Linked DNA regions of Homo sapiens: region 1 is linked to region 2. A link is a loop called in an ENCODE intact Hi-C map of the cell type or tissue named here. Cell type or tissue: chondrocyte. All regions are shown on one strand. Each heading gives the region's core, and the rest is flanking DNA. Links, peaks and the distances in the headings are about the cores only. Region 1 holds the start of UCN (urocortin). Region 2 holds the start of DPYSL5 (dihydropyrimidinase like 5).

Region 1 (11,339 bases), core at 1,803-9,802, 460 kb after region 2:
TCAAAAAAAAAAAAAAAAAAAAAGGCCGGGGGGAGGGCATCAGAGATAGCACAAGAACCCAGGACTCCTGACTTCCAGTTCCTGGAGCAATTTTCTAGAATTACCTGGCTAGTTACAGTTTGTGAACCCCATTGTTGAGCACTTGTATCTGCTTGTACCCCTGCCCAGGACTGCAGAGAATCTCCTCCAGTTGTGGCCCAAGAGGGCCCCAGACTGGAAGACATTGGTCGCACCACTCAGAGTTCATTTCCTGCCTCAGCCTTATTGCCAAGACCAATGTCTCCCCATGGCTCCAAGCTGGACCCCTTTGGAGAGATCCCATCCTGACTATGCCTTGACCAAAGCTGAGTTCTGGATGCAGGGGCACTCTAGGAGGTGGGCTGAATAATGAGGCAAAGGTGGGAAGCAGGGTCTCCATGGCCGTCCACCGTGCGCTGCTCTCAGAGGTGGATCCAGCCACAGAGAAGAGCTGACATCTTCCCCTCCATCAAGTTCCTACTCCCTAGCCCCCAAGCCCTTTCCCCCTGCCTCCTCCGAGTCCCTTCATGCCTCCCCGTGCCTGTTCTCTCAAGCCATCTGTCCCTGCAGGCCTCGAATCCTCTATGGCAGTCCCGGGGCTCCACCACTGTGTCTTCAGGAGGCCGTTTCCGCTGCCCATCGTGCAGGCATGAGGTTGTCCTGGACAGACACGGTGTCTACGGCCTGCAGCGAAACCTGCTAGTGGAGAACATTATCGACATTTACAAGCAGGAGTCATCCAGGTGAGCCACCAGAGTCTCTTGCCTCTCTCATGACAGGGCTTGGGACACAGCCAAGGAACCCATCAGAGCCAAAAGGGAGAGATTGAAACGGTCAACCTGCCTGTTCTGTCTAGAGACCATAGGACTGGATCCGGAGAGGGACTTGCCTCAGGCCTCCCAGAGAGGGCAGTCTCTGATTCCCTAGCCAGTACTTCACTCCTACCCTCTCCTCCTGGGAGAGGCTGGCAGTCCACCAGCAAGATCCTCGCTAACCCTCCAAGACTTCCTGTCCTGTGGGACTTCCCTGCCCCCTTGTAATACAGACTGTTCTCGGATCCAGGCCTCCTCTATCTCTTAGCTCCTTCTGTTCCCCAAATTCAGAGCTCTGTGGAAGTACTCACCAGTTCAGCCACAGCACTAGCTGCAGGGGCGGAGAAGGTGGTGGCAGTTGGTGGAGGCTGAAGAGAAGGTATTCCTAGGACCCTTCATGCTTAAGGTCCACCTCCCCCTGCCCACTCCTCTCTAGGCCGCTGCACTCCAAGGCTGAGCAGCACCTCATGTGCGAGGAGCATGAAGAAGAGAAGATCAATATTTACTGCCTGAGCTGTGAGGTGCCCACCTGCTCTCTCTGCAAGGTCTTCGGTGCCCACAAGGACTGTGAGGTGGCCCCACTGCCCACCATTTACAAACGCCAGAAGGTATCAAACAGGGGAGGGAGTAGATATGTGAGAGATGGGGGCTTAGGACAGGGTCTCAGTGTCAGCCTCTTACTCCACTTATCTTTTGTTTACTTATTTCTTTATTTATTTAGAAACAGGATCTCACTCTGTTGCCCAGGCTGGAGTGCAGTGGCACAAACACAACTTACTGCAGCCTTGATCTCCCGAGCTCAAGTGATCCTCCCATCTTAGCCTCGCAGAACACTAAGATTATAGATGTGAGCCACCGCACTCAGCCCTATCTATCTATCTATCTATCTATCTATCTATCTATCTATCATATTTTGAGATGGAGTCTCGCTCTGTCGCCCAGGCTGGAGTGCAGTGGTGCAGTCTTGGCTCACAGCAACCTCAGCCTCCCGGGTTCAAGCTGTTCTTATGCCTCAGCCTTCCAAGTACCTGGGATTACAGGCATGTGCCACCACACCCAGCTTTTTTGTTTTTTGGTTTTTTTTTGACTCCTGGCCTCATGTGATCCGTCCACCTTGGCCTCCCAGAGTGCTGGAATTACAGGTGTGAGCCACTGCGCCCAGCTCCATTTATTTATTTTTTAAGAGATGTGGGGATCTCTGTCGCGCAGGCTGGAATGCACTGGTATGATTGTGATTCACTGCAGCAGCCTTGAACTCCTGGGCTCAAGTGATCCCTACCACCTCAATCTCCCAAGTAGCTGGAACTACAGGCATGTGCCACCATGACCAGCTAATTATTTTATTTTATTTATTTATTTATTTGTTTATTTATTTATTTTGAGATGGAGTTTTGCTCTTGTTGCCCAGGCTGGAGTGCAATGGCACGATCTCGGCTCACTGTAACCTCTGCCTCGCAGGTTCAAGCAATTCTCCTGCCTCAGCCTCCAGAGTAGCTGGGATTATAGGCGCCTACCACCATGTCCAGCTAATTTTTTGTATTTTTAGTAGAGACGGGGCTTCACCATGTTGGCCAGGCTGGTCTGGAACTCCTGACCTCAGGTGATCCACCCACCTTGGCCTCCCAAATGCTGGGATTACAGGCGTGAGCCCCTGCGCCCGAACCTAATTTTTTATTTTTACATAGAGACAGGGTCTCAGGCAGGGCACAGTGACTCACACTTGTAATCCTTTGGGAGGATACTACTAATAATAATATTTATTAGTAGTAGTAGTACTAATAATAATATTTATTAGTAGTAGTAGTACTAATAATACTTTAGAAGAGCGAGGCAGGGGGATTGTTTGAGTCCAGGAATTTGAGACCAGCCTGAGCTGTGTAACATAGTGAGACCCTTGTCTCTACAAAAAATTAGCTGGGCATGGTGGCATGCCTGTAGTCCCAGCTACTCGGGAGGCTGAGGTGGGAGGATCACTTGAGCCCGGGAGGTTGAGGCTGCAGTGAGCCATGATTGCACCACGGCACTCCAGCCTGGGTGATAGAGTGAGACCTTGTCTCAAAAACAAACATACAATATTAAAAAGAGACAAGATCTCACTGTGTTGCCCAGGCTTGTTTTGAATTCCTGGGCTCAAGCCATCCTCCTGCCTCTGTTAGAGGAAAGAGGTCTTGACACAGACCCCAAGACAGGGTTATTGGATCTCGCGCAAGAAAGAATTCAGGGCTAGTCCATAGAGTAAAGTGAAAGCAAGTTTATTAGGAAAGTAAAGGAATAAGACAATGGCCACTCCATAGACAGAGCAGCCCCTAGGGCTGCTGGTTGCCCTCTTTTTTTTTTTTTTTTTTTTTTAGATGGAGTTTCGCTCTTGTCGCCCAGGCTGGAATGCAATGGCGCGATCTCAGCTCACTACAACCTCCGCCTCCCAGATTCAAGCGATTCTCCTGCCACAGCCTCCCAAGTATCTGGGATTACAGGCATCCGCCACCATGACTGGCTAATTTTTGTATTTTTAATAGAGACAGGGTTTCACCATGTTGGCCAGGCTGGTCTCAAACTCCTGAACTCAGGTGATCCACTCTCCTTGGCCTCCCAAAGTGCTGGGATTATAGGTGTGAGCTACCGGGTCCAGCCTGGTTGCCCATTTTTGTGGTTATTTCTTGATGATATGCTAAACAAGAGGTAGATTATTCATGCCTTCCCTTTTTAGAACATATACGGTCACTTGCTGACATTGCCATGGCATTAGTAAACTGTCATGGAGCTAATGGGAGTGTAGCAGTGAGGACCACCAGAGGTCGCTCTCATTGGCGTCTTGGTTTTGGTGGGTTTTGGCCGGCTTCCTTACTGCAACCTGTTTTATCAGCAAGGTCTGTATGACCTGTATCTTGTGCCGACCTCCTATCTCATCCTATGACTTAGAATGCCTTAACCATCTGGGAATGCAGCCCAGTAGGTCTCAGCCTCATTTTACCCAGCCCCTATTCAAGATGGAGTTGCTCTGGTTCAAACGCCCCTGACACCTCAGCCTCCCAAAGCGTTACTCCACTTAGTTTTAAAGTCAAGCAGGCCGGGCGGTGGCTCACACCTGCAATCATAGCACTTTAAGAGGCCGAGGCGGGCGGATCACCTGCGATCAGGAGTTCGAGACCAGCCTGACCAATATAATGAAACCCTGTCTCTACTAAAAATACAAAAATTAGCCAGGTGTGGTGGCATGTGCCTGTAATCCCAGCTACTTGGGAGGCTGAGACAGGAGAATCGCTTGAACCCGGGAGGCGGAGGTTGCAGTGAGCTGAGATTGCGCTATTGCATTCCAGCCTGGGCAACAAGAGCAAAACTCCATCCAAAAATAAATAAATAGGCCAGGCGCGGTGGCTCACGCCTGTAATCCCAGTACTTTGGGAGGCCAAAGTGGGTGGATCACGAGGTCAGGAGATCGGGACCATCCTGGCTAACACGGTGAAACCCCATTTCTACTAAAAATACAAAAAACTTAGCCGGGCGTGGTGGCAGGCGCCTGTAGTCCCAGCTACTCGGGAGGCTGAGGCAGAATTGTTTACCTGGGAGGCAGAGCTTGCAGTGAGCCAAGATCGGGCCGCTGCACTCCAGCCTGGGCGACAGAGCGAGACTCCGTCTAAAAATAATAATAATAATAATACCTAAAATAAAATAAGTAAATAAAAATAAAATCAAGCAGATTAAGCCAGGCGTGGTGGCTCATGCCTGTAATCCCAGCACTTTGGGAGGCCAAGGTGAACGGATCACTTAAGGTCAGGAGTTCCAAACCAGCCTGGCCAACATGGTGAAACCCTTTCTCTACTAAAAATACAAAATTAGCTGGGCATGGTGGCAGTCGCCTGTAATCCCAGCTACTCGGGAGGCTGAGGCAGGAGAATCACTTGAACTCCAGAGGCGGAGGTTACAGTGAGCTGAGATTGCGCCATTGCACTCCAGCCTGGGCAAAAAGAGTGAAACTCTGTCTCGAAAATAAAATAAAAGTCAAGCAGATTGGAGTCAAAGTCCTAGCTCTGTGCTTGACTTGGTGTGTCACCTAGGTATGTTACTGGACCTTTGTGGCCCTCACTTTCCTCATGTGTAAAATTAGGGTGAAAATGCCTACTTGTGAAAGTAGCTATAAGGATAAAATTCGATAATGGATGAAAGCAGAGACTTCAGTATGGTGGGTGAGATACTTGCAGGGTCCTCTCTATCACACAACTAGATTCTGTGTAAAACAGAATTTTCAAATTATATTGCTTGGTACATAGAAGCAAAGGAAATCAGTGGGGGTGGGGAGGGGCGAAGAGAAAAGGCGGAGCTGAAAGCAGAACCCTGAGTGGCAAGCACAGAAAAGGCAGCATTTCGCAGAGGACCAGTGCTGGCAATGTCACTGAGCTAGAGAGACCAGACTATTCCTCCAAACCCCTAAAAGGAGGGGTACCTGCAGCTAAGATTCCAGAGACCCGGCTGGGCGCAGTGGCTCACGCCTGTAATCTCAACACTTTGGGAGGCCGAGGCGGGCGGATCACTAGGTCAGGAGTTTGAGACCTGGCCAACATGGTGAAATCCCGTCTCTACTAAAGATACAAAAAATTAGCCGGGCGTGGTTGCAGGCCCTGTAATCCCAGCTACTCGGGAAGCTGAGGCAGGAGAATCGCTTGAACCCAGGAGGCGGAGGTTGCAGTGAGCTGAGATCACGTCATTGCACTCCAGCCTGGGCAACAGGGAGAGACTCCGTCTAAAAAAAAAAAAAAGTTTCCGGAGACCGTAGGTTAAACTAGGATCCTAGGAGCTAAAGCAGTAAATTGCGCCACCTGGCTTTCAACAGAGGCAAATGCAAATACTGCCTAGAGGAAAATATGCACAATTTAGGCCCGTAGGTATTCCCTAGATTAATTAATATCAATAAAATATTAGATCACAATTGAAGGTGCACAGAGAAACGTAATCCATGAGTGAAGTCAGCAGAAACAAAAAATACAGATTTAGGACCCCCCACAAAAGCAACTGAGATATTGGAATTATTAAATAATTGGAAGTCACTATAAATCAAATGCTTTTTAAAAAAAGATGAAAAATTTTAAAAACCAAACAATAATAGAATATCAAAAACCAACCATGTAGCTGGGTGTGGTGGCTCACGCCGGTAATCCCGACACTTTGGGAGGCTGAGGTGGGAGGATCACTTGAGTCCAGGAGTTGGAGACCAACCTGGGGAAATGTTGAAACCCCGTCTACAAAAAAATATAAAAAATTAGCCGGACGTGGTGTCATGCGCCTGTAGTCCCAGCTACCTGGGAGGCTGAGGTGGGAGGATCACCTGAGCCTGGAAGGTCGAGGCTGCAGTGAACTGAGATCGAGCCACTGCACTCCAGCCTTGGTGACAGAGTGAGACCTTGTCTCAAATATATATATATAGATAGATAGATAGATAGATAGATATAGATATACAGATATATATATATATATAGATAGATAGATATAAAACATTCAACAGATGGCTGGGCATGGTGGCTGGAACCTGTAAACCCAGTGACTAGGGAGGCTGAGGCAGGAGGACAAGGCCTGGTGTTCGAGACCAGCCTGGGTGACAGAGCAAGACTCCGTCTCAAAAAAAATTTAAAAAAAAATCAACGAATGAATTGAATGATAGATTTGTCTGAAAACAGAACTAGTGACCAGTATGAGAGGACTGAAAGAAAAACAGAACGTGCAGTTCTGGGAGATGATGAGAAGGCTGAGAGTGAGAAGGTCTAACAGGTCTAATCAGATTCCCAGAATGAGAGGATAAAGAGAATAGAGAAGAGGCAATATTATGCCAATGGATAATCTTGAAGACTTTCTCAGAATCGATGCAAGAAATGAATCTACAGATAAAGTATCTAGCCCAGTGTCTGGTATCTGGTGGATGTTTGGAGACTGTCTGTTCCTTCCCCACTTAGTGGTGGAGGGCTTCTCTCCACCTCCTTCCAGAATCACTAGAATGTGCTTCCGTACCTCTTGATGGTTCAAGCCTTCTAGATTGCTGTAGATGCCCTTATGGGGGGTGAGGTGGAAGGGCCAGCCCTCTCCTAGGCAACCCTGGCTGGGGTGAGGGGTGTAGCTCTAGGCCAGGTCCCAGCTCTGAGTGCTGACCTGTGTGTGTATCAGAGTGAGCTCAGCGATGGCATCGCGATGCTGGTGGCAGGCAATGACCGCGTGCAAGCAGTGATCACACAGATGGAGGAGGTGTGCCAGACTATCGAGGTGAGCCTGGGCTGGAGGGAGGGAGGAACAGCAACTGGCTAGCCTGCGGACCCCGGGCTCCCAAGAGAACTGCTCCTCTCTGACCTCTCGCCAAACTGGTCTGAAAGTTTCTGGGGTCCTGGGAGTGGTGGGAGGTGCTTTTGCCAGGCTGCTGGGTGTGCATTCCAGCTTTGCCGCAAAACTTTAATCCAGTTATTTAACTTCTCTGTGCTTTGGTTTTGTTTAACCTCATAAAACAGTGATGATGATAATGATACACCAGCTACCTCATGGGTTCTTTTTGAGAATTAAATGGAATAATGCAAATAAAAACCAGGGCTAGGGATATAGACAGCAATCAGTGAAGCTACTTTAAAGCATTGTGTTTTTATTATGGAAAAGATCTGGGCTGGGTTCTGGCTCAGCCACTAACTCACAGTGTCACTACGGATGGGTCACTTTCTGTGTTGGTTCTCTGTGAGTACCCTGTGCTTTCCCAGCCACCGGGTCTCAGCCACGCCTTCCCTCATCCTTGCTCCCCATCTTTTAGGACAATAGCCGGAGGCAGAAGCAGTTGTTAAACCAGAGGTTTGAGAGCCTGTGCGCAGTGCTGGAGGAGCGCAAGGGTGAGCTGCTGCAGGCGCTGGCCCGGGAGCAAGAGGAGAAGCTGCAGCGCGTCCGCGGCCTCATCCGTCAGTATGGCGACCACCTGGAGGCCTCCTCTAAGCTGGTGGAGTCTGCCATCCAGTCCATGGAAGAGCCACAAATGGCGCTGTATCTCCAGGTGGGCTCTAGGGGAGGGTGGCAGCGCTGCACAGTGGCTGGAGTCAGGGCCTTGGTACCTGGAGTCCCGGGTTCAAGTCTTGTCTCTTGCACCTGCTTGCCCCTACGACCTTGGGCAAGTCACCCCCTCTGAGTTCGTTTTCTGCTTAACGAATTGGGACGTGCCTTCCCACCTACCCCGCAGGACTGTGGTGAGATTCAGAAATGGGACTTTGCCCAGGTTGGCCCAGTGCTTACTCTCACCCTCCTTTTCTTCCCTGCAGCAGGCCAAGGAGCTGATCAATAAGTGAGTAGGCATAGCGGGAAGGGAAAGGAGGGGGCTGCACTGCTCCACTGGCTGGGGTGGGGCTTGAGAGTGCTGGGGCATTGCCAGCTGAGTCCGTGTGGCCACTGCAGGGTCGGGGCCATGTCGAAGGTGGAGCTGGCAGGGCGGCCGGAGCCAGGCTATGAGAGCATGGAGCAATTCACCGTAAGGGTGGAGCACGTGGCCGAAATGCTGCGGACCATCGACTTCCAGCCAGGTGAAGGAGGTGGCCGAGGGCCGCTGAGACGGGTTCGGACCCTCTGTGTGGGGGGTGCGGCGGGCACGATGGCCGTAAAGGCAGGGACTCCACCTCACCAGGCCTTCCTTGGGCTCAGGCGCTTCCGGGGAGGAAGAGGAGGTGGCCCCAGACGGAGAGGAGGGCAGCGCGGGGCCGGAGGAAGAGCGGCCGGATGGGCCTTAAGGTGAGAGCCGCCCGATGGGCCTTAAGGTGAGAGCGGCCTGAGGGGCTTGGGGTGGGGCCTGGCTGGTGTGCTCGCGTCCCCTCCCCCAGTGATTGCCCTCCCTGCGGGTAGCGTGGAGCCCCCACTCCTCGGTGCAACCCAACCCCGGAGCCACAAAGGCGCGCCCCCTAGGGCGGAAAAGTACACTTTCCTCCTCACCCGCTGTTCCTCTGGGGTGCTGGGAGGGCAGGCAAGGCAGGCTGAGTAGAGGAGAAACCCACGTGGCGGGGGACGGAGTGAGCGGGGCTCGAGCTGCCTCGTGCCTTCGCAGCACCCGCCCACCGAGCCTTCTTTCCCGGGCACAGGCCTGCGCCGACCCGACCCTGCTCGAGAGCCCGCGCTAGAGTCGGGGAGGATCTGCGCAGAGACCGCAGCATCACCCAAATCGGCGCCGGCCCCGGGAGGATCTCAATAAAGAACTCGAGCGTCCCAGACCCGTATCTCCTTTCGCTGCCCAACCCCGCAGCCTGGGCTTCGAAGGCGACCCGCCCACCATCCTGCCCTTCCCAGAACCTGAGACCGTCTGGGGGGCGGAAGCCAAATGAACCCCTATTGGGCACCTCTGTGATGCCAGGAGCGAACTGGTGAGCCCAGCGCCCTGGGAAGAGGGCCGAGGGCGGGGCGGTGGTGCCGGGACCTCTGAGGTCCTGGGGATTTGGGGACCCTTGGGGTCCACATGCACCTGGCTGACCTGGCTGAAAGCCGCTGTCTCGGAGCCCCCCACAGCATTTTGTTCCCCTCCCGCTGGCCCGGGGGCCCCACCTTCCCACGGGTTCCCACGCTGCTGTGACTGCCCTGCCTCTACGACAAAAGCCAACGGGTCTTCAGTACTTTTATTAAAAAATAGTCACGCAGACAGTGCCCTGGTGGCTCTGCCCCGCATCCCAACTCTGGGGTGGGGGAAAGGGGTCAACGTTTTCGCAGCCCCAAACCGGGCCATCACTTGCCCACCGAGTCGAATATGATGCGGTTCTGCTCGGCGCGCTCCCGCTGGCTCTGCGTCCGCGCCAGCTCCAGCAGGGTCCGCAGCAGGTGAAAGGTGAGGTCAATGGACAGAGAAGGGTTGTCCCGCCGCGGCCGCTCGCCTGCCGTCCCGAGTCCCAATCGGCCGGGCCCCGCGCGGCGCGGGAAGCGCTCCGCCAGCAGCAAGAGGAGCGCGCGGGCCCCGCCACCCTGGTTCCGTGCCCCGGGGCTCCAGCGCAGACTCGGGTCCTGGACCCCGGCCGCCTCGGGGCTCCTCTGGCTGCTCCCAGGGCACAGCTGTACCAGGAGCAGCAGCGCGGCCAGCAGCGCTGCGCGTCCCGCCTGCCTCATGGTGCCGCCGGCCCTGGACACACAGGGGCAGCGCAGGGTGAGGTGCGCCTGGGACAGCTGCAGGCCGCCGCTCCCCTCCCCGCGCTCGCCCGGCGACCCCTCCGGCCGCCGCCCAATGCCCGCAGCCTGCCCTCCAGCCCCAGCCACTGCGCCAGTGCTGTTCCATCCCTTCCACCCAGCCTCCCTCCCCGGAGGAGCGTGGTGGCTGAGCTGAGCGGAGTCCTGGTGCAGGGGGAGGCTGGGCGGACGCTCTGAGCCACTCACAGGTTGTCGGCGAGCGTCTGTACGGTCCAAGATTGAGCTCCAGTCTCTGTCCCTCGGGGCAGGCTGAAGACGCCTTGGGGAACACAGGGTCTGTCCCGGGGCTGTCGCCAGCCTTATATAGTGCCAGGACAGCTCCGACTGACGTCAGCGAAGAACATGCACTGATTGTAGAAGCAATGACAGCCACAGCTTCGAGTCTGACGGCTGGCGGGCCCCCGGAGGGGCGCACCTCCCTACACCAGCCTTCGTGCCCCTGGGGCTAGCGCTGGAAGCAGCACTGGACGCAGGAAAGCGAGAAGCCGGCTGGGGCGTAAAGACTGCTCTGGGACCCACGGGAGTCCCTCGCCCCGCTTAGAACAGCCAGCAATGACTAGGGCCGTCCCCAGACCAGACTAGTCCGGGTCGCGTGTTCTGACACACGAAAGGGAGGCGGGACCGTGAGGCTGTCCATGGTGCTGACCCCGTCCTCTGCCTCTAGAAGTGGCCAGAAATGTGAGAACGCTGTGCCGCTGGAACCCACTGCCTCCCTGCAGCTATCAGTTCTGCAAATGCAGGCATCAGGAGTCCACCGCTGGCACTCAGCCAACACAGTGGGACCCACTGAGAGGCAGTCTGCCACAACCAAAGTCTCCCAGCATTCTTATCTTTTTCCAGCCCCAGGATCCAAATTGTAGGGCTGTCTGACAGGCACCATGTAACAGAGGGTCTCTAGCATCCGAGTGCTTTCAGACCACAAATGGCTGGCCCATCTGCTTTTGAGTTTGCCAAAGTAGTTTAGCAAAGTTCAGTTTCTCTCCTGGGAATCATAGCAGCAGTGTAACTCTGCCCATGAGCAGCAAAGAAATATGGGTTCAAGTTTCTGCTAACTCCTGGTGTGGACAGGTCACCTCCCTCCTACCAACCTCAGGGTCCTCATTTGTAAGACTGGGCTTGGCCAGGCGCGGTGGCTCACGCCTGTAATCCCAACACTTTGGGAGGCCGAGGCAGGCGGATCACGAGGTCAGTAGTTTGAAACCAGCCTGGCCAATATGGCGAAACCCCATCTCTACTAAAAATACAAAAATTAGCCGGGCGTGGCGGTATGCGCCTGTGGTCCCAGCTACTCAGGAGGCTGAGGCAGGAGAACTGCTTGAACCCAGGAGGCGGAAGCTGCAGTGA
Region 2 (11,339 bases), core at 2,116-10,115:
TTAAGCCTATTCATTATAAACCATTGACCAAACACTGAGCATGTGTCTCATACACAGGCACCTGATGTACATTTCCTCATGCACTCCCTACAGCCACCCTGTGGGTAGGAACTGAACTACCCTACTTGCACAGAGGAAGAAACCCAGATGTAGAGAGGCTGCATAACCTGACCAGGATCCACAGCTGAGAGAGTGATTCAGGGGGGTGTCAAAAGGAGGCCCACCATCTCCACACTCTGGGACTTTATCCAGCCTTTTTTGATCCTCAAAATAACAGAACTGGTCACTACTGCACTACAGTGGGGAAGAGAACATCCCCTGATGGAGGTGACTTCTCCCAGGTCACACAAGCACTTGCCCCACTTGGCCACATGGGCCAAGCCCTCTGAGACACTGGAGGTTTGAACAGTAGGATGCCTGGTCACCTGGATGCCTTACAGGGCTTTTTACCTGAAAGTGGGGAAGCAAATGAATCTAATTCTACAAATCACCAAATTCTACCCCATCACACAGTGGATGCTGCCTTGAAAATTATAACTCAAAATAACTTCCAATCCATACAATCCAACAAGAAAAAAATACCACCAACTAAAAAAAAAAAAATCAAAGTAACCATAATAGACTTGAGAAAAGGGAAACTGTAAATGGAATAATGTTTAGTAACAGGTAGTGTGGTCTAATGGAATAGACACAGAACCTGGAGTCAAACTGGGACTTTGATCTTAGCTCTGCCCCTTTGAGCTGTTTGACCCTGGGGAAGTTACTTCACGGTCCTGTTTCCCTCCTCCATAAAGTGAATGTCATGATCTCTTTCTCACAGGTGTGCTGTGGGATTAAATGAATAATATACATAAAGTATGCAGGAAATGCTCAATAGCTTTTGCTTTTTTTTTTTTTTTTTTTTTTTTGAGACGGAGTCTCACTCTGTAGCCTAGGCTGGAGTGCAGTGGTGCAATCTCAGCTCACCACAACCTCCACTTCCCAGGTTCAAGAGATTGCCCTGCTTCAGCCTCCTGAGTAGCTGGGATTACAGGTGCCCGCCACCATGCCTGGCTAATTCTTGTACTTTTAGTAGAGAAGGGATTTCACCATGTTGGCCAGGCTGGTCTCAAACTGTTGGCCTCAAGTGATCCACCCGCCTCAGCCTCCCAAAGTGTTGGGATTACAGGTGTGAGCCACAGCACCCAGCCTAGCTTTAATTCTTATTTAGGTAAGTTCTGATTAATGCAACTAAAAAAGAAAAATTAGGGCCAAGGGCAGTGGCTCAAACCTGTAATCCCAGGCTGATGCAGGAGGATTACTTAAAGACAGGAGTTTGAGACTAGCCTGGGCAAAATAGTGAGACCTCATCTCCCCAGAAAGATTTTTAAAATGAGCTGGGCTGCAGTGAGCTATGATTGTACCACTGCACTCCAGCCTGGGTGACAGAGTGAGACCCCATCTCTAAAAAACAAAAACAAAAGAAAGCTCAACGGAGGAACTGGCTTCATAAAAAGAATATCAGGGAAAGGTAGTAAGGGTATTTCTTACTGTTTTTGGTTTTTTGTTTTTTGTTTTTTTTTTTTTGAAATAGAGTCTTACTCTGTCACCCGGGCTGGAATTCAGTGGCGTGATCTTGGCTCCACCTCCAGGGTTCAAACAATTCTCCTGCCTCAGCCTCACGAGTAGCTGGACCACAGGCGTGCACCATCACACCAGCTAATTTTTGTATTTTTAGTAGAGACAGGGTTTCGCCATGTGAGCCAGGCTAGTCTCAAACTCCCGACCTCAGGTGATCCACCCGCCTTGGCCTCCCAAGTGCTGGGATTACAGGTGTGAGCCACCACACCTGGCCTTACTGGCTTACTTCTTTGGATTCACCTAATAAATAAAAATTAAATTTGGGGGCATGGGTGAGAGGATTCTTTCCTATGTTCTCAGCTCCTCCACCAGTAGGGGCTCAGTAAAGCCCTGTGTTGTGGAAAATGACAGGTAGGGAACCAAAAGGTGATTAAAGATCTGGCTCTTAGAGTAATTCTTTTGTTCCCTGAAGGTGATTGTTTGACTTATGTTTCTTGTCCTCATTATTATTCTTTCTAATACTCGAATTTTATTTGTTAAGGGAGAAAAAAGGCTTAAAACAAAGCCTCATTATCCTCATCTGGATAATGATGGCATTGTGAGACTATGCAATTTCTTGCTTTGTTTGGCTTAAAGAACCTCTATATGTGCGTGAAATAAATGCCAATTTAACGTTTTAGATTTCTGCTACAAGGCTGGGGCAGCTGGAATCATCCAGCAGTTCCTCCTTTATGCTGGTTTGTGGCCATTCTCGTTCCAAGAGAAGACAAACTTGCATTTCAAAATTAAACTCTGAAATTTAAAAATAAAAGCAGGAAAAAAAAAAAAACCAAAACTTTCCTAGGCCAGAAGGAATGATTTAAATTTTCGGAGAGCTCCTTGGCGTTTCAAGGGTAGTGATAAACCATTGGAATTTACTTTGATGTTTCAGCTCTAGCACAGCACCCCCTCAGCCTCCCCAGGCCTCCTCCTCCATCCCCTGTGTCTGACTGGGTAGTTACTGCTCTGGGGCCTGGAACCCTTCCAGTCTCATTCCCCTGTTTGTGTATCTGAATATCTCTATGTCTTTAGATCTTCTTCATGCTGCCTCTGTTGTCCTGTCTCCCTCTCCCAAAGTCTGTTTGTCTGTCTTGTTGCCCCCCCGGCCCCGTGCTTTTTAAATTTGGCTCCTGCTTTGTGGCACTGTCTTGAATACACAGGTTTGACTGCTGGTTGACATTTATTTATTTGTTTGTTTGTTTATTTTGAGATGGAGTCTTGCTCTGTTACCCAGGCTGGAGTGCAATGGCAAGCTCTCAGTTCACTGCAGCCTCTGCCTCCCGGGTGCAAGCGATTCTACGGCCTCAGCCTCTGGAGTAGCTGGGATTACAGGCCTGTGCCACCACACCCGGCCAAATTTTTTTTTCTTTTTTTCTTTTTTTCTTTTTTTCTTTTTTTACTGAGACGGCGTCTCGCTCTGTCACACAGGCTGGAGTGCAGTGGCCCGATCTCGGCTCACCACAACCTCCGCCACCCGGGTTCAAGTGATTCTCATGCCTCAGCCTCCCGAGTAGCTGGGACTACAGGCGGTTGCCACCACACCCAGCTAATTTTTTGTATTTTTAGTAGAGATAGGGTTTCGCCATGTTGGTCAGGCTGGTCTCAAACTCCTGACCTCAGGTGATCCACCTGCCTCGGCCCCCCAAAGTGCTGGGATTACAGGCCTGAGCCACCGCACCCGGCCTATTTTTTTTTCTTTCTTTTTTTTAGATGGAGTTTTGCTCTTGTTGCCTAGGCTGGAGTGCAATGGCGTGATCTCGGCTCACCACAACCTCTGTCTCCCGAGTTAAAGTGATTCTCCTGCCTCAGCCTCCTGAGTAGCTGGGATTACAGGCATGCGCCACCATGGCTGGCTAATTTTGTATTTTTAGTAGAGACGGGGTTTCTCCATGTTGGTCAGGCTGGTCTCGAACTCAGGTGATCCGCCCGCCTTGGCCTCCCAAAGTGCTGGGATTATAGGCATGCACCACCATGCCTGGCCTATTTTTTCTTTCTGAGACAGGGTCTCCCTCTGTCACCCAGGCTGGAGTGCATTGGAGCAATCTGGGTTCACTGCAACCTCTGCCTCCTGGGTTTAAGTGATGCTTTCACCCCAGCTTCCTGAATAGCTGGCACTACAGGCACTTGCTACCATACTCAGCTAATTTTTAAAATTTTTTTGCAGAGACAAGGACTCATTATATTGCCCAGGCTGATCTCAAACTCCTGGGCTTTGTGATCCTCCCACCTTGACCTCCTAAAGTGCTGGGATTATAGGCATGAACTACTGCACCTGGCCTCACTTTTTTTTTTTAATGGCTAACTAGACTTCACAATGTGTTCCCCACACTAGGGTTGTCACTGAGAAGTATAAGGAGCAAAAAAAGGTGAAAAGAGAAGGATGAGGAGGAAACTTAATATTATACAAAGCTCCTGGGAATACTGGAGAGCCCCTTTCCCGGGGGCACTTCGAGGAGGAACAGGTTGCCGCTGCAGAGGAAGGAACATCTGGGTTCCATGACTTGGCAACAGGCTCTCCTTGAGGGTCACTCACCGTCACAGGCTCTCTCTGCACTGGAGATCCGGCCTTCTGGAGGCTGGCAGGGAGGACGTGCTGAAGCAGGAAGGGCTCAGCTTTGCACCAGGCAGATGTCCTTTGGAATCCTGGCTCTGCTGCTTACAGCAGTGTGACTTCGCAGGCAAATCGTTTAACCTCTCTAAATCCAGATAGCCTCATTTGTAAGAAATGAGCAATGCTACCTCCTGTGTGGAGTAGCAAGGATTAAATGATGTGTTGTAAAACACCAAATAGACCCGGGCTCATAATAGGAGTTCAGACAGTGCGATTTTCCTCCCTCCTCCTTTCATGGTGGTCTTTAACTTGTATTTATTCTGAAGTTTGTTAAGGCTGTTGGGAACTCAGAACACATTTACTCATAAAAACCAGTAGCCCTGGGCTTTGTGAGGTCTGACCCCCAACCCCTGCCTAACTCACCATCCCCATTCTCTTCCCATCACCCTCATTCAGGGACTTGACTTTCAAGACATGGTGGGTTCTTCTGCTGTCTTCCAAATACCCGCTTGGGTTCCCCACCCATAAGCTTTTGCTCCTTCACCCCAGAATCTCAGACCTTTGCTTAGAACTGTCCATCAAATCAATATCCAGGTGAAATCCAAATTCTAGCTCCTCCATCTCCCAGTGTTATGCAGAACTGCTTTCTTTCTCGTCTGAATTCTTATTCTACTTTATCTGACCGAGTAGTAATATGAGCTTTATAATAAAAATCACAACATATTGCCTTTTGTGGCTGTTACTGTGGGGAGTGTCACATATTCTTATATCCCTCACACTGTTCAATAACCACTTTCTGTGGGATAAATAATAATAGCTGCATTTGTTGCATGCACACTATGCCAGGCAATGTGCTATGGCCTTTATCTACCTTTCTTCATTTAATTTCCACGACAAGGTTAAAAGAATGTATATGACCCCAGTATTCTGGGTGGAGCTAAGGGTCAGATGGAGTAAGTCACTTTCTCAAGGTCAAGTCGGCAGAAACTGAAGGAGCAAGGATTCCAACCCAGCAATGCGGGACTCCCAGCTCTGTGCTCTTTCTACTTCCCAGGAAACGGAGCCTAAGTTAGCAACAACAAACCGAAGTCGAGGACTGAGGACATATGCAACCCCCGGTTTGGGTGCAACCTTTATCAATATCCTAAACTGACAGATGACGTAGAGGCAGCCGTTTCGCTGACTAGGGAAGGTAGCCCAAGAAAGCTAAGATGCTAGAATCCAAATTTAAGGTCTACGAGACGCTGCAGAAAACATTTACAGTCACTAGAGGGCTCTCTCTCCCTTAAGCAAAAAGCGCAGCACCGCCCGCGCGCGGTAGTCTCGGAACCCCGCCGCCGGGAGGCCGCTGGCAGCTCCACGCCACCTCCCTGAAGCCCAGTCCATTTTGCCTACATCCCTGTCCGGGCAAGCCCTGGAGAATCCATAGGGCAGTGCCCCAAGCTGGAGCAGTTTTCACAGCCACATCCCGGGCTGCACTGGGTTAGGGATGCTTTGAGGTTCCTCTGGGGGCTCCCTGCTCTCTGCTTACCAAGCAGGCGGGAGTTGGGAAGGGGAGAAGGAGTGCAGACTCAGGGGTGGGGTAATCCAGAAATGCATCCCTCAAAGGCCAGCCTGGCCTGGTCCAGGCCCTAAGCTCTCTGGGGAAGGACGGCAGGGAACCCCGCCTTGGCGGGCTCTGCGGGTCCTGCGCCCGGGTAGATTTTGCTGAGATGGGGAGAGGGGACCCCCTCCACGCCCCCGGAGTAGTGAACACCATTTTGTTTGAAAGTATCCTGCAAAGAGAACCACCTCACGAGGCCATGGCTGCCAGGGGACTCCTCTCCCCACCGGATCGCCGGGGAGCCCGGGGAGGGAGGGATTCTGCAGCTGCAGCTTGGAGGTCCTTGATGCTGCATTTTAACGCGCATCGCAACGCCTTTGGAGTGACATTAAGTGCAAAGAGGCAAATGACTAATCCAAACTATTATTACAACTGCAGAAAATAACACAGATCAATGGCAAAGGCTTGAACCGGGATTAGCTAGGGAGGTGGGACAAACCGGGGATGATCCTTCCTCTCCTTTTTTAGATTTGTTTATTTTGGTAAATTATGTATGTATTTAAACATGAAGAAACAGGTGAAGCGAATGTAAATTGGGTTATAAATAATTTCCAAAGGCTTCGCTGTCCCTTGACAGAAGCCAGAAATAAGACAGGCACTGGGCCTGAGCGCTCTGGACAGGGAAGCACCCGCGTGGCGCTGGGCAAAATCTTCTCAGTGGAGAGAACGCACTCCGGGTTCGAGACCTCCCCGGGTGCAGATGCGAACTGCGGTGGCCCCAAGTGGCCGTCCACTTTGTTCATGAGAACAGTTTTCCTATAACGCCCACCCGGCCCTTTGCATCCCGCAATCCCGCGGGCGTCGGAGCGGGTCTTGGCGCGAACCAGGCGGCCTCGGCGGGGTCCTGCGGCGGAGGGCAGCGCGGCCGCAGCCCGGGAGAGGCGGCCGCGGCATTGTTTCAGCCCCTGGGGTGGGATCCAGCTGGGGGAGGGGAGGCGGGGTGTCCTCCGGAACCGCCCCCGGCCCTCCCTGGGGACCCGTGCCTCAGCGCGTCCAGGCTTTGTGGTGTCCTGAGTCGCCATGGAAACCCGAGGGAACGCGGAGCCGGGTGCTAGGGGGGTCGGTGAGTTCTCCGGCCGCGCCCTCCGTCCGCTCTCGGACCCCGGCCCTGCAGCAGGGCCTGCCGGGAGTTGTAGTCCCCAGGCGGCGGCGGCGCGCGGCGCCAAGGATGCGGGACGCCGCCTGTCCCCGCCTCCCCTTAACCTGCTAGCTGAGGTGGGGAGCGGCGGGAGGAGCCGGCCGCGCGGTGATTGGCGGAGGCCGCTCCCAGCCCCCGACACGCGCCCCTCCCCCGCTCCCCACTCTGGACTCCCGCGCTGGGCGCGCTGAGGCGGCCCCCGAGCGAGCGCGCGTGCAGCCGCCGCCGCCCCGAGCACCCGCAGCTCCGGCGCCGCGGCGAGACGGAGACGGACCGAGCCACGGGCCCCCGCGGCCGCAGCATCTCGGAGGAGTGGGTGATGGCAGGGGGGTCGGTGGGCTTACCCCTCCCGGGCTAGGACATCCTCCTCTCCCCCTTCTGTTTCTGCGTGAGGCGCACAAAAGGGCGGGGAGCCGGGTGAGCCTGGGGCCCGGCCGCAGGGGACGCGGCGGGAGGTGTGGTTTGGGGTTGGGAGGTGGCCATCGGGGCTAAGCCGGGGCGCTCTTGGGGTCCTCTTTGTACGCCCGCGAAGCGCCGTGCCGGGCCTTGCTCATAGTAAGCGTTTAATGCGTGCTCGCGGGGTTGCAAAGCCCTGGGGTGAGGAGGCGGCTCGGCCGAGGGGTTTCGCGCCTAGCACGCAGTGGGCCGCTTTCCTAGCCGGGCGCGGTGCAGTGGACCGCTGGAGGGCTGGGCGGGGGCGCCTCTGGCCGGGGGCCAGTCCTGCCGGTCCCAGGATCTGCGCTGTCCCCGGTCCCACACACCACCCAGATACACACCCTCCGTCCTTCTCGCCTCCGAGCTGGGATCTGCCCAGCCTGGACCCGACCCGGCGGTCTGTTCCACCGCCCGGCTAACGGAGCGGACGCCTGCAGAGGACTCGCCCGCCGCCTCCGAGCCTCCCGCCTGAGCCACAAAGGCCTCCTGCGGCTGCCCAGCCCGGAGCGGGCGCCGAGCCGGGTCCCTCGGCTGGAGCCCAGCGCGGGAGCCCGCCTTGCAGCATCGATCTCAGCGGGCACCGACGTCGACGCCCCGGGCCTGGGGACGGGGCTGTAGTCTGAGCTGGAGAGAAGCCGGGAGAGGGCGAGGGGAGGCCTCGGTTGAGAAAAGATGGGGATGGGGAAGGCTGGGGAGCTGGGTTAGGACAGGTAGTGGGTCTCGGGGAGCAGGGAGTGGGAACTAGGGTTTGAGGAGGAAAGAGAAGGGGCGGGGGCGGGTCCGAAGAACGAGGGAAGGAGCTCGGTGCAGGTGGCGCCCGGCGAGGCTGGTTCTGCTGAAGAATGGGGAGGGGAGGAGGGATGCAGGCGGGTGGAGGCCGCCTGGGTTTGAGGAGGGAGGACGGGAGCGAGGAGAAGACCCGCGCTGTGCGGGGGAGGGGGGCCTCCTGGGAAGGGGAGCCTCCCGAGGAGGGAGGGGCAAGCAGCTGAGAGGCGGTCTCGGGCCCGAGGATCCTCAGCTCCAGGCGCGGGGCCCCGCGGCCCAGGTGGCCGGCTGGGCGTGGCCCTCGGACCGGGGTTAGGGACCCAGGATGGCAGATCCGGGACCGGGCTGGGCTGGCTTGGTGAGGAGCTTTGTCTCCAGGCTTGAAACCAGCCGGTAGCGACTCGCTTAGGGTTTTGTGATCTTCCGCGGCGCCCACGGCACGCCCTTTTCTCGAGGAGCTGAAAGGCTTTGCCCAGCAGCAGGTGCTGCCAGGGAGGCGGATCTCCCTTCGGGGAGACCCGGAGAACAATAGCCGACCCTGGTGTCCATCCGACGACAAACCAGGGCCACCCAGGACGCGAGGGTGCAGTTTTCTGGTGCTGGGAATACTCCCTGCGGAACCTCCGGGCACGTGCTGGCTTTGGGGTTTTATGGGGGCCTGGCCACGCCGGGAATCCCGTGTGGGAGGCGCTCCCCCGGCCTGGGGGCCTGCAGACAGCCACCCCCCCACTCCGGCTCGGGTGCCTTCTGGTGCAGCGCCGCCGCCCGCCCCGCGCTGTCCACCCGCTGCCGAGACGCGGCGTGGTTAGCGGCGCGGAGCTGCCGGGCGGCGACGCAGGTGCCAAAGACTGGAGGTCGCCTCGGTGCAGCGCGGGTTCCCCCGAGCAGCGGCTTTGTCTGCCGAGGCGGCCGTAGTCTAGGGGCTGCAGCTGTGCTTTCTCAGGGGGAGCCGTAAGGGCTGGTGCGGATTGTGGTCAAATTGCGGAGAAGCGGGTGGAAATGATCCCGCAAGGGTGAGGCTCTAGGTTTGGGAGCCGCTGCTAGGGGTCCAGTGCTTTTCTTTGCCAGTGACCACACCCAAGCCAGTGCGTCTCTTGCAGACTTCGCCCATATTGTCTGCTGACCTAAGACTGGGGTAGCTCTGTGATAGGCGCTGCTTGCCCGTGGGAAAGCAGATGAACCGAATGGAAGCTTAAAACAGGCTTTCAGCAGGGCTTTCCACGCACTCAGCCTCTCGCCCGCCGTCTAAACACCTTGCAAGTCACCGCTGCAGCGCCTTGACATGTGAAGTGACACCCAAAGCCAGAATTCTGTGTTGCACTGTTGCTTTGATAACTGGTTAGATGACAAGTTAAAGGTGAATCTTTAGCATAAAGTTATCATTTTAAATTGCCATTCATTAAAAAAAAAGGCAGGAATGTTTTTGTTCCCAGACTGGGCGATACTTGGCATTGTAGAACTCATTGATGCCACTTACATTTGCCACTAAGTTAACTGAGAACCTGTTGGTTCTCTTAACCCAGCCTTGAAATCTCAGGATTTGCTTTCTTAACAAGATTAGTGTGTAAGGTGAAGGACTGTGCTGTGGCTGTTGGCTTTTGCCCAGGACAGATGATAGCTGTCAAAGTGAAGGCCTCTTGTCTGAGTGTCCTTTCTGGCCATAGGGAGTCAGCAGTAGGCTATGTCTTGCTGGTTTTAAAGGATGGTGTTTTGAGGAGGTGCCTCACAGAATTTACAAAACTGATCTGGAAGGACTAGCTGGAACATTGCTCATTGGTTGTTTTTAACTATATTTTAACTGAATTATATATATGTATATATTAATATGTATATACACACATATATATATACACATACTATATTTTACTAAATTATATATGCATGTGTGTATTTATGCATACACACAAACATGGATTCAGAGTACATAAATACTAGGAATCTCAATATTAGAAACCTAGAAATCTGACAGTGAAGGTTTTTTCTTGTAAGAGAGCTCCAATGGGAAACATGTTTTCATATTATTACCCAAAGGGAACAATTTCAGGAAGGAGTGTTTTGTTGGCTTCTTTTTTGTAATAATTTTATGGATTTTTAAAAGGATGTAATCTTCTTAAAGCACTCTGTGAACATCCATTGCAGTCTGTTCCTCATGGCAGGGAATCCATAGACAAGGAATGCCGGTATGACCAGCCTGACGTGAAGGCCTGGCTGTTGTCAGCGTAACCTCTCTAGGTGCAAACATTAGCAGGGTTGTTGCATTATTCTTAATGCTTCTATCTCTGGAAAGAGTTCCACAGCAAGGCAAGTTTACACAGTTGGCCAAAATCAGGTCTCAGGACTTGGCGTAAACTTCATTTGTGGCACTTCCACGTCTCTTCTCCTGCCATAGCTATCTGAGAATTTCCCCTTAATAGCTTCTCTGACCCAGGATTCTGTATGATCCTGCATTAGCTCCACGGGACTATAAGCCAAAGGACAGCATGACTATAGGCAGGTCTCTGGGGTAAAAGTAAATTGTGGCCAGGCACAGTGGATCACGCCTGTAATCCCAACACTTTGGGAGGCTGAGACAGGAGGATCACTTGAGGTCAGGAGTTCGAGACCAGCCTGGCCAACATGGTGAAACTCCATCTCTACTAAAAATACAAAAAAATTAGCCTGACGTGGTGGCGCACACCTGTAGTCCCAGCTACTTGGGAGGAGGCTGAGGTGGAGAATCACTTGAACCTGGGAGGCCGAGGTTGCAGTGAGCTGAGATCGTGCCACTGCACTCCAGCCTGGGCAACAGAGTGAGACTCTATCTCAAAAAAAAAAATGTGAATTGTGTGTTCAGATCATTTTCTTGGGGCATAGAAAAATATTGAGAGCCAGAGAAGTTGGACAAGAGTATCTGAGACCCAGTCTATCTTCCTGGTGTGAAAATTTACCAGTTTCTGATAGAATCTGATCTTGTGTATCTTTTTTGTTTTCTGAGGTATAAAAACATATTCCAGAAAAGTCTTCTAAGACTTAATTCACAGGAATCCTGTAGAACAAGATATCTTTGTCAACATGAAGTCCTGTAGGGAAAACTTGGTGTAATATGGGAGCAAATAAGAATAAATGTGTTTTATCATTTTTCCAATAAGCAGGTGTTTGATTTCATTGCACTGCTGGTGCATAAATGAGAAATAATTTCAAAATCGCTTTGCCTTGCTTTTTTTTATGTGAAGATGAAAGGTTGAAATACCATAACATGAATCTTTTGT

What was found. Peaks named below come from ENCODE experiments on the same cell type or tissue, not always from the same donor. Only the 100,000 strongest peaks of a DNase experiment are listed, where the experiment ranks them.
Region 1: a loop joins it to region 2, with 2.8 times the contacts of the local background. A loop is called at or near these places in 9 of 110 quality-filtered maps.

Annotation. Positions count from the first base shown.
Region 1 is chr2:27,297,979-27,309,317 of GRCh38, forward strand. It overlaps TRIM54 (tripartite motif containing 54), which reads left to right. Exons shown (of 9, transcript NM_187841.3): 2 at 589-761; 3 at 1,267-1,438; 4 at 6,981-7,076; 5 at 7,606-7,839; 6 at 8,102-8,124; 7 at 8,235-8,359; 8 at 8,478-8,564; 9 at 8,909-9,457. The coding sequence ends at 8,563. It overlaps UCN (urocortin), which reads right to left and starts at 10,467. Exons shown (of 2, transcript NM_003353.4): 1 at 10,182-10,467; 2 at 9,422-9,930. The coding sequence starts at 9,917. The coding sequence ends at 9,543. RefSeq lists a silencer at 3,502-3,707. In chondrocyte, for the core only: CTCF peaks have their summits at 3,620 (motif pointing right), 5,646 and 5,856; DNase peaks (open chromatin) are centred at 7,747, 8,426 and 9,101.
Region 2 is chr2:26,841,052-26,852,390 of GRCh38, forward strand. It overlaps DPYSL5 (dihydropyrimidinase like 5), which reads left to right and starts at 7,081. Exons shown (of 13, transcript NM_020134.4): 1 at 7,081-7,203. In chondrocyte, for the core only: CTCF peaks have their summits at 5,443 (motif pointing right) and 5,664; DNase peaks (open chromatin) are centred at 6,507, 6,817, 7,353, 7,621 and 3 weaker places.